Linked DNA regions of Homo sapiens: region 2 is linked to region 1. Evidence: read pairs that join two places in POLR2A ChIA-PET (ENCODE). Cell type or tissue: Caco-2. All regions are shown on one strand. Links, peaks and the distances in the headings refer to the core of each region. The heading gives the core; the rest is flanking DNA.

Region 1 (5,000 bases), core at 1-5,000:
CCACCCCTGTGTCTGTCCAGCTCTAAGCCCACTTTAGGCTAGCAGTGTCCAAGATAACTTTCTAGGATGATGAAATGTTCTATATCTGCACTGTCCAACACAGTCATCACTAACCACACCTGGCTATTGAGCACTTGAGGTGTGCCTAGTGCTGCTGAGGAACTGAATTTTTAATTTTAATTTTAATGAGTTTCAATTTAAATAGCCACATGTGGTTAGTGGCTACTGTATTGGACAGTGCAGCAGCTGGGTTATGAGGCCATGTTGTACACACACCCCTCCCACCCCTCCAGCGGCCCCCAGCCCCCTTCCTACAGGGTCCAGGCCATGATCCCCATCTCCCTCCACTGTAGGCTGAAGACCGCCATGAGCTCTGAGACTCCCACCAGCCGACAGCTCTCAGAATACCTCAAGCATGCCAAAGGCCGGACGCGCACAGCCATCCGCAATGGACAGGTGTGGGAGGAGTCTTTAAAGAGACTGAGGCAGAAGGCATCCTTGACCAATGTCACAGGTACAGAAAACCCACCAGCCCTCTGTGGCAGGAAGGGGTCATCTCCCCACAGGAGAAAGCAGAGGCCACCCAAAGCTGCACTTCCTGTTGAGAGCTATCTACTCAGAGGAACACTCCTGTCTCTCCCTTCTTAGACCCGTAGACGAGACTGGCAGAGCAAGGAAGGTCTTAGAGGACAGCTAGGGCAATGCTGTTTTTGCAGAGGAAGAAACTGAGACCTAGCAAGCTCACATGGCCGACTCCAAGTGAGGGGACATTGGTGCTCTTTGTATAACACCGTCTGTAAGGCCTCTGCCCAAAGGAAGTGCTAAAGTCAATAAACATGGGTTCCTTGTCCTAAGCCACAGTGTCACCACTTCCTCTAGTAGAAGAGACATTTAAGCCACATGTGTCAGGGGGATTTACTTGGGATAATGTCACAGGAGCTAAGATTTCCATCGTGTTCTGGGTAAGATGGAGCTATCAGTAAGTGAACTTAACTGATGGCTTGGTCATGGCCTCCTCCATCCCCTCCACTCTCACCCCCAACCAAATGCCACAGCCCACAGAGGGTCATGAGGAAGGGGTTTGGTCCTGACAGGAGGAAAAGGCTGCAGGTTCTCCCTGGGAAAACATCAAGTGAGGGGGGATACCTGGCCCAGGAGTTGGGCAAATTCCAAAGCTCCAAAAGAAGGAAACTGGGACAAGGTAAGAAGTAGGAAGCACTTTGACCTCTGAAATACAAAAGGTTCGGAGAGCTGAAATCCTGCCACCTTTCAGAGATGGCCCCCCGGAAGAAGCCCCCATGAGCCAGATTCCCTCACCTCCCTGCCCTTGCAGACGCCAGGGTGGATGAGGGTATGCGTTCAGAAGTGGGCATCTCTCTCCACTCTGTGCCCACACTGAACACTCTGATGCCTAAAGCCCCCCTACTCTGTCACTCCTCCCACAACCCTTGCCCCTCACTGAAAAATTACCTGTCCCTTCCCAACCTCTATCCTAGCTATGTCCCTGCTTGCTTGGTACTTCAGATGTGAACGAAGCTTTAGAAGAAAGCAGTCTTATCACACTAACTCATACTAACATATGCTTAACCTCCCGGGGTATTTCCATTCTAAAAGAAAGATCTGTCAATTCAAATGAATCTGGACCTGGTATACCAGGAATTACTAGCAATTCTGGGGACATTCCCAGTTACTCTGTGTGGCCTTGGGCAAGTCTCTTGAACATTGTGTTCTCATTTTCTTCCCTGTAAAATGGGAATAAAATGTATTACCTTAATGTGCTGTCAGATTAATTGAGAAACCACTTGAGAAACGCTTACTTAGAATGGAATGCATTCCAAAACATGCAGGTTCACCTCTGGTCTCCATTTCCTGCCTCCCACGGGTGCCTGTGAATGGAGAAAGAACTCAGTCCCTTTGGGGTCCCTTCTGTTTCAGATCCCAGCCTGGACTTGACTTCACTGTCTCTGGAGGTGGGCTGTGGTGCTCCTGCTCCCGTGGTGAGATGCGACCCGTGCAGCCCTTACCGCACCATTACGGGAGACTGCAATAACAGGTGGCGGGGCTTGGGGTGTGGGGGCCGACCATTCCAGCCACTCCGCCCCGCCCTGCCAAGGCCTTTGTCCCTTGGGCACTCTAGGCAGATCTGCCACTGCCTTGCCCACCTGGGCTGGCGTTCCCACCTTCCCCACCTTCTCAAGATCGCGCGTCTCCAGCCCTCTCCCTCCAGCCCACTGTGTGTCTCTGGAAGCGGCACCTTTCCCCGGGGCGGGGGAGCCCCGCGCCTTCAGGGGGTGGGCGCAGTTCAGAGACCCCAAATTTGAGAGGCCCCCTTCTCTGCGTCCCCTCCGCCTCGAGCAGAGGCTCCTTCCCCCATGGGGTCCTGGGCTTTGGAGCCCCGGAGCCGGCCTGCCGAAGCTCAGCGAGGATCGTGCTGGTTTCAGGAGGAAGCCTGCGCTGGGCGCCGCCAACAGGGCTCTGGCGCGCTGGCTGCCCGCGGAGTACGAGGACGGGCTCTCCCTGCCCTTCGGCTGGACGCCGGGGAAGACGCGCAACGGCTTCCCTCTCCCGCTGGTGAGGGCAGGCCGGGCCGGGGTGAAGGATGGGAGCCAGAGGGGACGGGATGCACTACCCAAACACGCAGTGAAAGGAGGAGGAGGGATCGGTGGGGGCAGCAGGGGTGCGCGATGGAGATCTGCACAGACCCCCACCTTCCGCTAGAGGGCAGCAGAGCTCGGAGCCCGGAGCCCGGCCACGTGGCGGTCACGTTCTGGCCGCCGCAGGCCAGATACCCTGGGGTCTCCCGGGCAGATGGCCTCCCTGCCCCATCCCGCTCGCACTTACCCCAGCCCCCGCCCCTGGAGTGCATCAGCTGTTGTTTGCCTGGAGGTCCTATTTGTTGGCCTTATCGAGCTGGCAGCCCCTACCCAGAGCCCCTCTCCTATTCCTGGACACCTGGCACCTCCGTAGCTCGCATTTCAGAGGCAGCCTGTCTTTGTTTTCCCTCTCTTAGTGGAAAGGGCACCGGCTTGGCAAATCATCAAGTCATACGGATCTGGGTTCAATCCCATCCCTGTCCCTTTGTAGCGGCAGGACCTTGGAGAACTGACTTCACCTGTCCAGGATTCAATCTCCCCCTCTACAGAATAGGCTAATGCCACCCACCTCACAAACTCCTTGTAGGGATTAAGTGCACTTGTAACATGGTAGGTAGTTAATAAGCTGTAGTTGCATCTGAATCCTCAAAGCACTTTTTCCTCTAATCTGCCCTCCCCTTCTCTCTCCATCTGTAGGCCCGGGAGGTATCTAACAAGATTGTTGGCTATCTGAATGAGGAGGGTGTTCTGGACCAAAACAGGTCCCTGCTCTTCATGCAGTGGGGTCAGATTGTGGATCATGACCTGGACTTTGCCCCTGACACCGAGCTGGGGAGTAGCGAGTACTCCAAAGCCCAGTGTGATGAGTACTGTATCCAGGGAGACAACTGCTTCCCCATCATGGTACGGCCCTGCAGCTAGGCATCTCTGACTAGCCCCTTGCCCACCCTGATGTAGCAGACATTCCCAGCTCATCAGCTAGGATCTCTGGATAGATCTGGGATACTGATTTGGTAGTTTCCCATGCCTCACGTGTCCATTCGTTCACTCATCCGTTTATTCAGTAAATAGACATTGACCACCCCATACCAGGCAGTGCACTAAGCGCTGAGGATTCCAAAGTGAACAGGACACCGCTCCTGCTCTCAAGAACAAAGGGCCAGTGTGGGAATTGGACAAGTAAACTACTGATAGCAGAATGGGAACACTGGAGAAGGTTGTCTACATTCCCGACCCAGCAGCATTGGTAAAACCTGCTTATTAGAAATGTAAAATCTCAGTTGGGCGAGGCGGCTCATGCCTATAATCCCAGCACTTGGGGAGGCTGAGGTGGACAGATCACCTGAGGTCAAGAGTTTGAGACCAGCCTGGCCAACATGGTGAAACCCCGTCTCTACTAAAAATACAAAAATTAGCCTGGCGAGGTGGCACATGCATGTGGTCCCAGCTACTCAGGAGGTTGAGGCAGGAGAACCGCTTGAACCTGGGAGGCGGAGGTTGCAGTGAGCCGAGATCACGCCACTGCACTCCAGCCTGGGCAACAGAGCAAGATTCCAACTCAAAAAAGAAAAAAGAAAAAGAAAAAAAAAATGCAAAATCTCAAGTCTCACCCAAGATGTTAGGAAATAGATTCTACATTTTTACCAAGATCAACAGAGATTCATTTTATACATGATAAAGTTTATACTGCTGTACATCATCGTGGAGGATGACTTCAACTCCACTCAGAAGGACTTGAAACCTGGATGAATCCGAGTGAGCAGCAGGGATTTGTAGGGATTTCCATCCGGAAGGGAGAGGAGCTTGCAGCAATGCATCTTTTCTTATTATTCATGGGTATTACAGTTGGAGAGTCATTTCTTCACTCAAAGAATAAATCGAGGCTATGTGCTGTGGTATAAAGAGCATAAACTGTGGAATGAAGCCAATGATCTGAATCCTACATCTTTCCCTTCCAGTGTATAAGTTCTTAGGCAACTTACTTAACTTTTCTGAGCCCCAGTTTTCTCATCTATAAAATGGAACTGAATTGTCCACCTTACAGGGTTTTTTTGAGGACTGAGATGAGTTAAAGTATGCATAATTCCTGGCACATGGTAAGTCCAAAATAAATACATGGCAGCTGTTGTTAGTAGTAATTATTAACAAACCTGTTCCCACCTCGTGTCCTGCTTTCCTGTCCAGGGAGCTCAATACTCCCTCCTCACCAGAAATTTGGAGCCCTCACTGTGAGGACTGAATGATTACCCTCAGTTCTTTCACACAACAGGATGTAATGAACTTCAGGATATTATGAGCCCAGGGTGTGTAATGTCAGCAAGAAGTGTCTGGGGTCAGTGTCTGGTACCAGGGTCCTAGGAGGGTGCCATCAGCATCTTTGCATCCAGACTTGCCCTGGGGAGAGGT
Region 2 (8,601 bases), core at 1,425-6,424, 82 kb before region 1:
TCCAATTATTTATATGTCTTCTTCAAGGACATCCAAGTATTAATTAAACTGATATTCTTTGTCTATATTTCATGTACAAACATACACACACACTTCTTACTCATCCTTTTAAACTTTTGCTCTTTTCCATTTCATTGTGTTTAGTTCTCTTAAGCCTGCCTTTCAGATATCTTACTGTATTTTAAGCAGTGACTATTCTCATTTTCACTGTTTCCATTTTTTTGTGATGATTTTATTTTCTTCCTATTCTTTTTTCCTGATCTCTGCCAGTTACGTTTTCCATCTCTGTTTTCATATTATCATTCAATTCTTAAGATTTAATTATTCTGCTGAGCTCTTAATAGATAGAAGTTTGATTCATTTTTTTCTGAGTTATCTACATTCTTGAAAAACTTTTCAATAAAAATTTTCTTCTCTATTCTGTTCTGTGCTCTTCACCTGCCTTCTTTCCTCCTTTTTGACCTATTTTTTATAGACTCTGCAAGTTGCTTTTTAATTATTACACATTCTTAAAGAAGCAATTTGTTTAACTAGTTATGTGTTAAAATAAAAAGTGGTGGTGATGGTAGTGAAGACAGGCCAGGGAGTGCTCTGGGTTAATTGTCCTGGGCTCACAGTGCAGCACTGAACACTGAATGATAGAGGCATTTGTGTGTTTGTGTGTGTGTGTGTGTGTGTGTGTGTGCGTGCGTGTAAATTTAGTCTATCTCTTCAGCTGGTAAAGATCAGCAGCTGCAGGGGTGCCCATAGCCCACAGTTTCTCTATCTTACTGGATAGTGCAGTTATAAATGTGGCATAAGCCCAGCCTCTCAATCCCTTTTTGGTGTTTAATATCACTTAAGGAAGCTCTTGCAGCCAGCCTGTGTGCCCGGATCTGGTCCATCCACACAAAGGTGGTTGTTTTATCTTCATTATATACCACCTACTTAGGAGCCAACTCTGCCAGCATTGTCCAGGAGTTGTTGTGGGCAGAAGCCTCTCTCTCTTCACAGTACTTGATAGTCCTTCATGGTTCATTTTGGGTTTTGTTGTCATCTGAGTTGTAAACATGTCTTAATTTTATTGAAAGTGGAATTTCTGTTGCCAGTGAGGAAGAGAAAAATAAAAACCTTTGTTTTCTTATAACCAGAAGTCATTTATTCATTTAATTTTTTAAAAGTTGTCTTGGGCCACTTTTTAGTTTATAAAAATCTTACTTTTATATGATTCAGAATATCAGTTCTAAAGGTAATATACAGCACAGAAAAGCTGCTTATAATCTACAACACTGACACAAAGGGAAGGAATATAAGTAAAATTTCTTCCAGATTTATCTTACACATGGTTAATCCACAACACCAGGTGCTTAATTGAATTTGTTGAATATGCCCCCATTAAAATGAATATGGCTATATTTATGAGAATTTATGCCTTTAAGACATCTCTTACTGAGGCTATGTTCTCTGAGAGAGAGAGAGAGGAGAGAGAGAGAGAGAGAGAGAGAGAGAGATAAAGGTATTTATTGCAAGGACTTGGCTTACATGATTGTGAAGCTGGCTAGGCAAGTACGTAATCTGCAGGGCAGGCCATCAGCTGAAGTTGCTGTCTACATGCAGAATTTTCCTCCTTCAGGGAAACCTCAGTTCTTCTCTTTAGTTCTTTCAACTGATTGAATCAGGCACACCCAGATGATCTAGGATAACCTCCTTTACTTAAAGTCAACTGATTATAGACATCAATTTTATCTACAAAATACCTTCACAGCAACACCTAGATTAGAGTTTGATTGAATAACTGGAAACTATAGCCTAGTCAAGTTGACACATAACACAGACCATCACAAAGGGAGAATGATTAATTATCAATGATGCTGGGCTTCCTGCATGAGAATTTACATGATATTTCCTCTACACGTGTCCTGTATCCGTTTAGTGGCTTGACATTATAATAGTAGCTAAGTCTGACAAACATTTATTTTCTTAGAAATGTGATACATATAGAAATAATTTTCTCAGCTCAATTTTCCATGACTGAGTCTTTAGCATAATTACTCCATCCAGGCCATTCATACACTGGCAACCATTATACTGGCTAGTGGTTGCAGTAAAGATGAGCTTTGATGGACATTTTACGACCTACCTGTACTTTTGACAGGGGAAATATATAAACTGGAACCTACCAGGTCTCTATTACTGAAAGCTAAATCGGAATCATAAAGAATTAATCCAGGTAATTCAAAATCACCCATCTGAGAGTCAATAACATTAACAAGGCCTGTGCCCATCCCCACCATCAATCTAGACTACTTTCCTGAGTGGCTCAATTTTAAAGTAGACTAAAGCTCCAAATAATGGGAAGAATTTGTGTTTTTTTTAAATTGACATCTCTTGTATGTGAAAGAACGTCACTTCGTGTTCTTATCCCCAGAGGCAGAGTCTTTATTTTGCCAAGTATAAACATTCGCAATGAAAGAACTCAGACCAACCTGAGAACCTCACGTGGATCAGAGAGCTGTGAGAAATCACACAGATTTTACAGCACATCAAGCTTACAGTGTTGGTTAATTCCAATTTTTAATCAGTTCCTCATAATTAGAAAATATATGGGCTTCTTGTGCCAATCCTTGTATTAAAGGGAGTAATAATTGACATGTAAATAATGCTAGCACTTTGTAGATGGTGTGAGTATAATTGATATGGGTAGTGAATCAACTGTGGGGGTATTGGTTGACAAGATGAAGAACAAGATTTATGGGGTAATTAAGTTTTCATTTTAGTATGCAGACATTTTCCCATCCATGACGTTGCCTATGTAAAGATCAATTCAGTTTAAAAGGAGAAGAAATCAAACCAGTTACCTTGACAACACCATGAAAGAGAACTATCCATTGTGCTGAAGAGCAAGTCGTTGGTTCTCAATGTCTGGTCCCTGGAACAGGTGCATCAGCATTATCTGAGAACTTGCTACAAATGCAAATTCTTGGTCTTACCATTGATGTACTGAATGAGAAATTCTGGGCTGGGAACAGAAGTCTGCCTTTTAACAAGGCCTTCAGGTAATTCTCTCAAGGGTAGGTGTCACTGGTCTAAGAAAGAAATTCTCCTAAAACTCTCAGAGTCTCCTTTTTTTTGAAGACCCTCTTGTCCTTTTGGATCTTGGCCTGAATATTACCCATTCCTCAAATCTCTAAAATTTTCAATGTGCTTGGTACTTTGGGCCCCCCAAGGAAGACCTCTCAAAGAGTGTGTGCTTTTGAGACATTTAGAAACTTTTTAACAACTCCCATTGCTCCCTTGGCCCCAGTGATAATCAGCCCAGCTCAGCTTCCTGAGCCCTGTCCAATAGTTTCTCCCAAAGGATATTCCCCCTTCCCCTGGGGTCTCACCCATGGTATTATTCATGAAGTAAGGGCAGGAGCTAAGAAACTGTGAGGCTGAAGCAAAGGATCTCCAAGAAGATGTACACTGAAGCCCCATTCTGGGCTAAAGGGAGGTGAGAGACCAGTGTTTCCTCAGCTGCACAGAGATCAGCTGTAAGAAAGATCTTGCAACACCTGCTAGAGGGTGGGAGTAATAAGCAAGTGACATAGACCTGACGATAGTAAGTCTAAAGGATGAGCAGAGACTCAAGAAAAACTGCAAGGGGAATGTGATGTTGAAAACGGATGCCTCCGATTACATAGGAAAACAACAAAGCACAGAATTCGCCCTATGAGACTTAGAGGGAGGATGCTCACAGCAAAGGACATCAACGGTGAGGAAAATCACAAGATTCTCGACATTGTCACATAAAACAAAGTCACATTTACCTGCTAATATATTAAGTTGGCAAACATTTCTGAGCAAGTGCTAAATCAGAGATGCTGTCATAGACTCTGGGCTTACTAAGTTATTGAATTTACAATCTAGTTAAGAGAAGCAATAGAAAAAATGATAAATGCTATAATGGAGGTATTTATCAAATGCTATTGGAACACAGAGAAATAAGGAATTAATTCTGCATGAGAGAAATGGGGGGAGGAGTCAAAGGGAAAGTGATATTTCTCTTATCGCCTCTAGGTTGAGAAGGTAGCAAAAGGCATTTCAGGAAACAGGATTTATTACCAAAGATATGAAAATAATGAAATATACTGCCTACATGGAAGCTATGAGTTCTTTGAACAGCAATCAGTTCCCAGGTGACAGTGATACTGATTAGAAAGGTATAGGGAGGCTATTTTTTATAGTCTTGTATGAAATGCTGAGAGAGAGTTGCATGCACGTATGTAGGTATGTTTTTCCACCCTCAGTTTATCCACAGAGCATTTTAGGTGGCTTCTGAGAGTTTGAGTTTTAAGCTGTGAGCAAATCAAATATTATAACAATGAGGAATATGATCACATCTGAGTCAGAGGGGTCTCATGGACAGCTGTGTAGAAGGTGTCCTGGAGTGAGGCCAGGCGCGGTGGCTCATGCCTGTAATCCCAGCACTTTGGGAGGCGGAAGCGGGCGGATCACGAGGTCAGGAGATCGAGACCATCCTGCTAACACAGTGAAACCGTGTTACAAAAAAAATTAGCCGGGCGAGGTGGTGGGCGCCTGTAGTTCCAGCTACGCGGGAGGCTGAGGTAAAAGAATGGCGTGAACCCGGGAGGCGGAGCTTGCAGTGAGTGAGCCGAGATCGCGCCACTCCAGCCTGGGCGACAGCGAGACTCCGTCACAAAAAAAAAAAAAAAAAAAAAAAGAAGGTGTCCTGGAGTGGAAGTAAACTGAAGGAGCAGAATAAGATTAGAATGACCTATAATATTGTAGATAATAGATTGCAATAGGCCAGGTAAGAGAGGGTAAGAGAGATTGAGACAGGGCAGGGGGAGGGGGGAGACCACTGACCCCCTCCCCTGTCACCCTCCATCTTCTTCTTCTTTTTTTTTTGTTTTTGATTTTTTGAGACAGAGTCTCGCTCTGTCACCCAGGCTGGAGTGCAGTGGCATGACCTCCACTCACTGCAGCCTCCAACCAGCTTCAAGCGATTCTCCTGCCTCAGCCTCCCAAGTAGCTGAGATTACAGGTGTGTGCCACCACGCCCGGCTAATTTTTTTGTATTTTTAGTACAGATCCGGAGTTTCACCATGTTGGCCAGGCTGGTCTCAAACTTCTGACTTCAAGTGATCCATCCGCCTCCGCCTCCCAAATTTCTGGGACTACAGGCGTGAGCCACCTCTCCCGGCTCCTCCATCTTCTTCTGTCCCTTTAGTCCCGTTTTCTCCACCTCCCCAGCACTTTTCCACTTCCTTTACCTTCACTTGCTCTATTCCTTCATCTCCCTTTATTCCTTTGTCTATTTCTATTTGTTTTCTTTCAACAACTTCCTTTGTCTCCCACCCTTGGATTCAGTAACATCTTGTAAAATTCCTGTTTCATTCAGAAGCTCTCTGAGTCCCCTTCATACAATATTCATCATCTATTTCTCAATCCAATGACTCTCCCTCCCTTTTCTCCCTCTTGTCTCAGCACCACCACATATGCCTCACTCATAAGGGGCCGCCCACAGTGGAGGGCAGGGGAACTACTGGATGTCTCAGGCATCCAGCTGCATCCAGTGTCTTCCTTGTGCTGAACTTGTGCACCTGATAGCTATTCACCCATGCAGCAGTCAACACCAAGAGCTTTTTAAGTTAACTGTCATTAAGAATGGGTACTGCAGGGCACAAATAAATTGTGAGATCCAGATATAGGCTTTGGACTTAATAGTTGAATTGTGGAGGGAAAATATAGACAAGGAAAATCCATTAACACGATGATGTATTAAATGTCATGTGAAAAATAATTGGCAAAGAATCTTATTACAGAGTGGAAGAGAGGATATCTTTAGATTAAGAGAATTCACACAGGTGAGTAATTGCCATTGATTATTCCATACACTGTTTTAGGAACTTTATATCTATCATTCTACTTAAGTCCTCAGAAAATTCTACAAAGCAGGTATTTTTATTTCTACCTTACAAATTCCCGTGAAAACTGAGGCCCAGAAAGATTAAGTAAGTTACTCATGGTCAAATCACAATGAAATGAAAGACCTGAAATTTGACTTCAGATGTATCTGACTCCAAGTGTCTTCCCACCACTATATGAATCTTTGAAAGGCAGGTTGTATATACTTCTGGATGGCGTTAAGATTTCAGGAATGTATATTCCAGCACCCACTTGTAAACGATCCAGAGACAAGACAGCACCTAGTATAATGGTCTACACATAAGGATGCTCATCATATGGGCCTAAAACCTTGGTTCTGAGCCCCTGAGCCCTGAAAGGGAAAGTAGTGACTTCATGTATCTGTGTCTGTGGTTCATTTTCTTCAGGTGTATGGAGAAAACACCATGGAAACAGGGAACCTCACGTGGGTATCAGACTTTGTCTTCCTGGGGCTCTCGCAGACTCGGGAGCTCCAGCGTTTCCTGTTTCTAATGTTCCTGTTTGTCTACATCACCACTGTTATGGGAAACATCCTTATCATCATCACAGTGACCTCTGATTCCCAGCTCCACACACCCATGTACTTTCTGCTCCGAAACCTGGCTGTCCTAGACCTCTGTTTCTCTTCAGTCACTGCTCCCAAAATGCTAGTGGACCTCCTCTCTGAGAAGAAAACCATCTCTTACCAGGGCTGCATGGGTCAGATCTTCTTCTTCCACTTTTTGGGAGGTGCCATGGTCTTCTTCCTCTCAGTGATGGCCTTTGACCGCCTCATTGCCATCTCCCGGCCCCTCCGCTATGTCACCGTCATGAACACTCAGCTCTGGGTGGGGCTGGTGGTAGCCACCTGGGTGGGAGGCTTTGTCCACTCTATTGTCCAGCTGGCTCTGATGCTCCCACTGCCCTTCTGTGGCCCCAACATTTTGGATAACTTCTACTGTGATGTTCCCCAAGTACTGAGACTTGCCTGCACTGACACCTCACTGCTGGAGTTCCTCAAGATCTCCAACAGTGGGCTGCTGGATGTCGTCTGGTTCTTCCTCCTCCTGATGTCCTACTTATTCATCCTGGTGATGCTGAGGTCACATCCAGGGGAGGCAAGAAGGAAGGCAGCTTCCACCTGCACCACCCACATCATCGTGGTTTCCATGATCTTCGTTCCAAGCATTTACCTCTATGCCCGGCCCTTCACTCCATTCCCTATGGACAAGCTTGTGTCCATCGGCCACACAGTCATGACCCCCATGCTCAACCCCATGATCTATACCCTGAGGAACCAGGACATGCAGGCAGCAGTGAGAAGATTAGGGAGACACCGGCTGGTTTGAGAGTGACAATGGTAGGTTTCTTCTCTTTGGCTTTGTTTTCCCTTTGTGAAGTGGAGAGGGAGCTACTACCTTTGCTCTCTTCATAGTGTGTTGAGGTTCATCATAGCAGGGAATGAATTTTGAAACTAAGCAACTTCGTGTTTTAGGAAAAAAGAAAGTATCCTCTTTGGTGGTTAAGGTTTGTGATAAAGAGTTTTAACACACTCGCAACAATGAGAATTGTTCACATGGCCCCTGAAAACCACACCTTCCTTTTCACCTTCTTGGTGGACAGTTTCCTGTTGACAGCATTTCCCCTGTGCGAACATTTCTATTTTCCGTATTTTGAGCTCTCTTCCCAATATTTCCTTTTGGTGTGAGTCTGGGTTGTTGGGAACAGCACAGAATTTGGAGTCTTAAGCTCTAAATTAGAGGCCCTGACCCATCATTGACCAAACTGATGACTTCGAGTAAGCCACCCAGCTTTTCTTGGCCTCATGATTTCTCCCTCACCAATTTGCTTAAATTAGTATGTGCCCCTAAAATATTCTATGTTTGTTATGAGATTCAAATAAAAAAATTTTGTGATAAAACAACAAGTAAATCATATAACTATATGTTATCTTCCAAGCTTTTAAAAATGATTGTATTTTATTTTCAAATATGAAATTATTATGAGTATTCAAGCTTTTTCTCTCTATATTTACATTTTAATATAATATACAAATTTTGAATAAAAGATCATGGGCAATGCATGCACATTATGAAACTTATGTCATTATGTATAAATGCTCATGTATACACTACTCGATTCAAGAACCAGAAGTTACCAATAACTTGCCTTCACCTGTATTGTCCTCTCCATTGTGTTCACCTTGATTCCTATCCAGAAGAAATCACTCTGTTGAATTTCATGTTTATCACTTCATTGCTTGTATAAAATAGTTTCATCACTTTTTTTACATAAACAGTATATTGTTTTGCTACTTTGGAGTTTTATAAAGATATTGTACTGTACATAATATTCTGGGATTTGCTTTTTTCACTCCATGTTATGTTTCTAACATAACATGTTGATGTTTGGCTCTAATTCATTCATTTGCTCTGCTGTAGAATATTCCACTGTGAAAATAAGTTTATTTGGGTTGTTTCCAGGTTTTGGCTATTGGAGAGTGCTTTTTTTGAGACGAAGTTTCACTCTGCTGCCGAGGCCGGAGTTCACTCATCACCACACCCAGCTAAGTTTTGCATTTTCAGTAGAGATGGGGTTTCTCCATGTTGGAGTTGTGACCATTATTGCCTAAACTATTTTTACTGCGCCTTTCTCTCCTCTTCTTCCAGGATTCTCATTATGTGTGTGTCT

What was found. ChIA-PET counts read pairs that join two places held together with the same protein. Peaks named below come from ENCODE experiments on the same cell type or tissue, not always from the same donor. Only the 100,000 strongest peaks of a DNase experiment are listed, where the experiment ranks them.
Region 2: POLR2A ChIA-PET joins it to region 1 with 13 read pairs; 3 of 35 experiments call an interaction of 5 or more read pairs at or near these places.

Annotation. Positions count from the first base shown.
Region 1 is chr17:58,247,125-58,252,124 of GRCh38, forward strand. LPO (lactoperoxidase) reads left to right here. Exons shown (of 13, transcript NM_006151.3): 4 at 354-514; 5 at 1,936-2,053; 6 at 2,442-2,571; 7 at 3,291-3,497. LOC124904038 (a long non-coding RNA gene) reads right to left here and starts at 1,960. Exons shown (of 3, transcript XR_007065862.1): 1 at 1,818-1,960. RefSeq lists enhancers at 1,660-2,225, 2,356-2,425. In Caco-2, for the core only: CTCF peaks have their summits at 1,489, 1,688 and 2,719 (motif pointing right); DNase peaks (open chromatin) are centred at 2,505 and 2,717; H3K4me3 peaks cover 578 bases.
Region 2 is chr17:58,163,321-58,171,921 of GRCh38, forward strand. OR4D2 (olfactory receptor family 4 subfamily D member 2) reads left to right here and starts at 3,662. Exons shown (of 2, transcript NM_001004707.4): 1 at 3,662-3,733; 2 at 6,318-7,796. The coding sequence starts at 6,336. The coding sequence ends at 7,259. In Caco-2, for the core only: no CTCF peak of the experiment used is centred there; no DNase peak of the experiment used is centred there.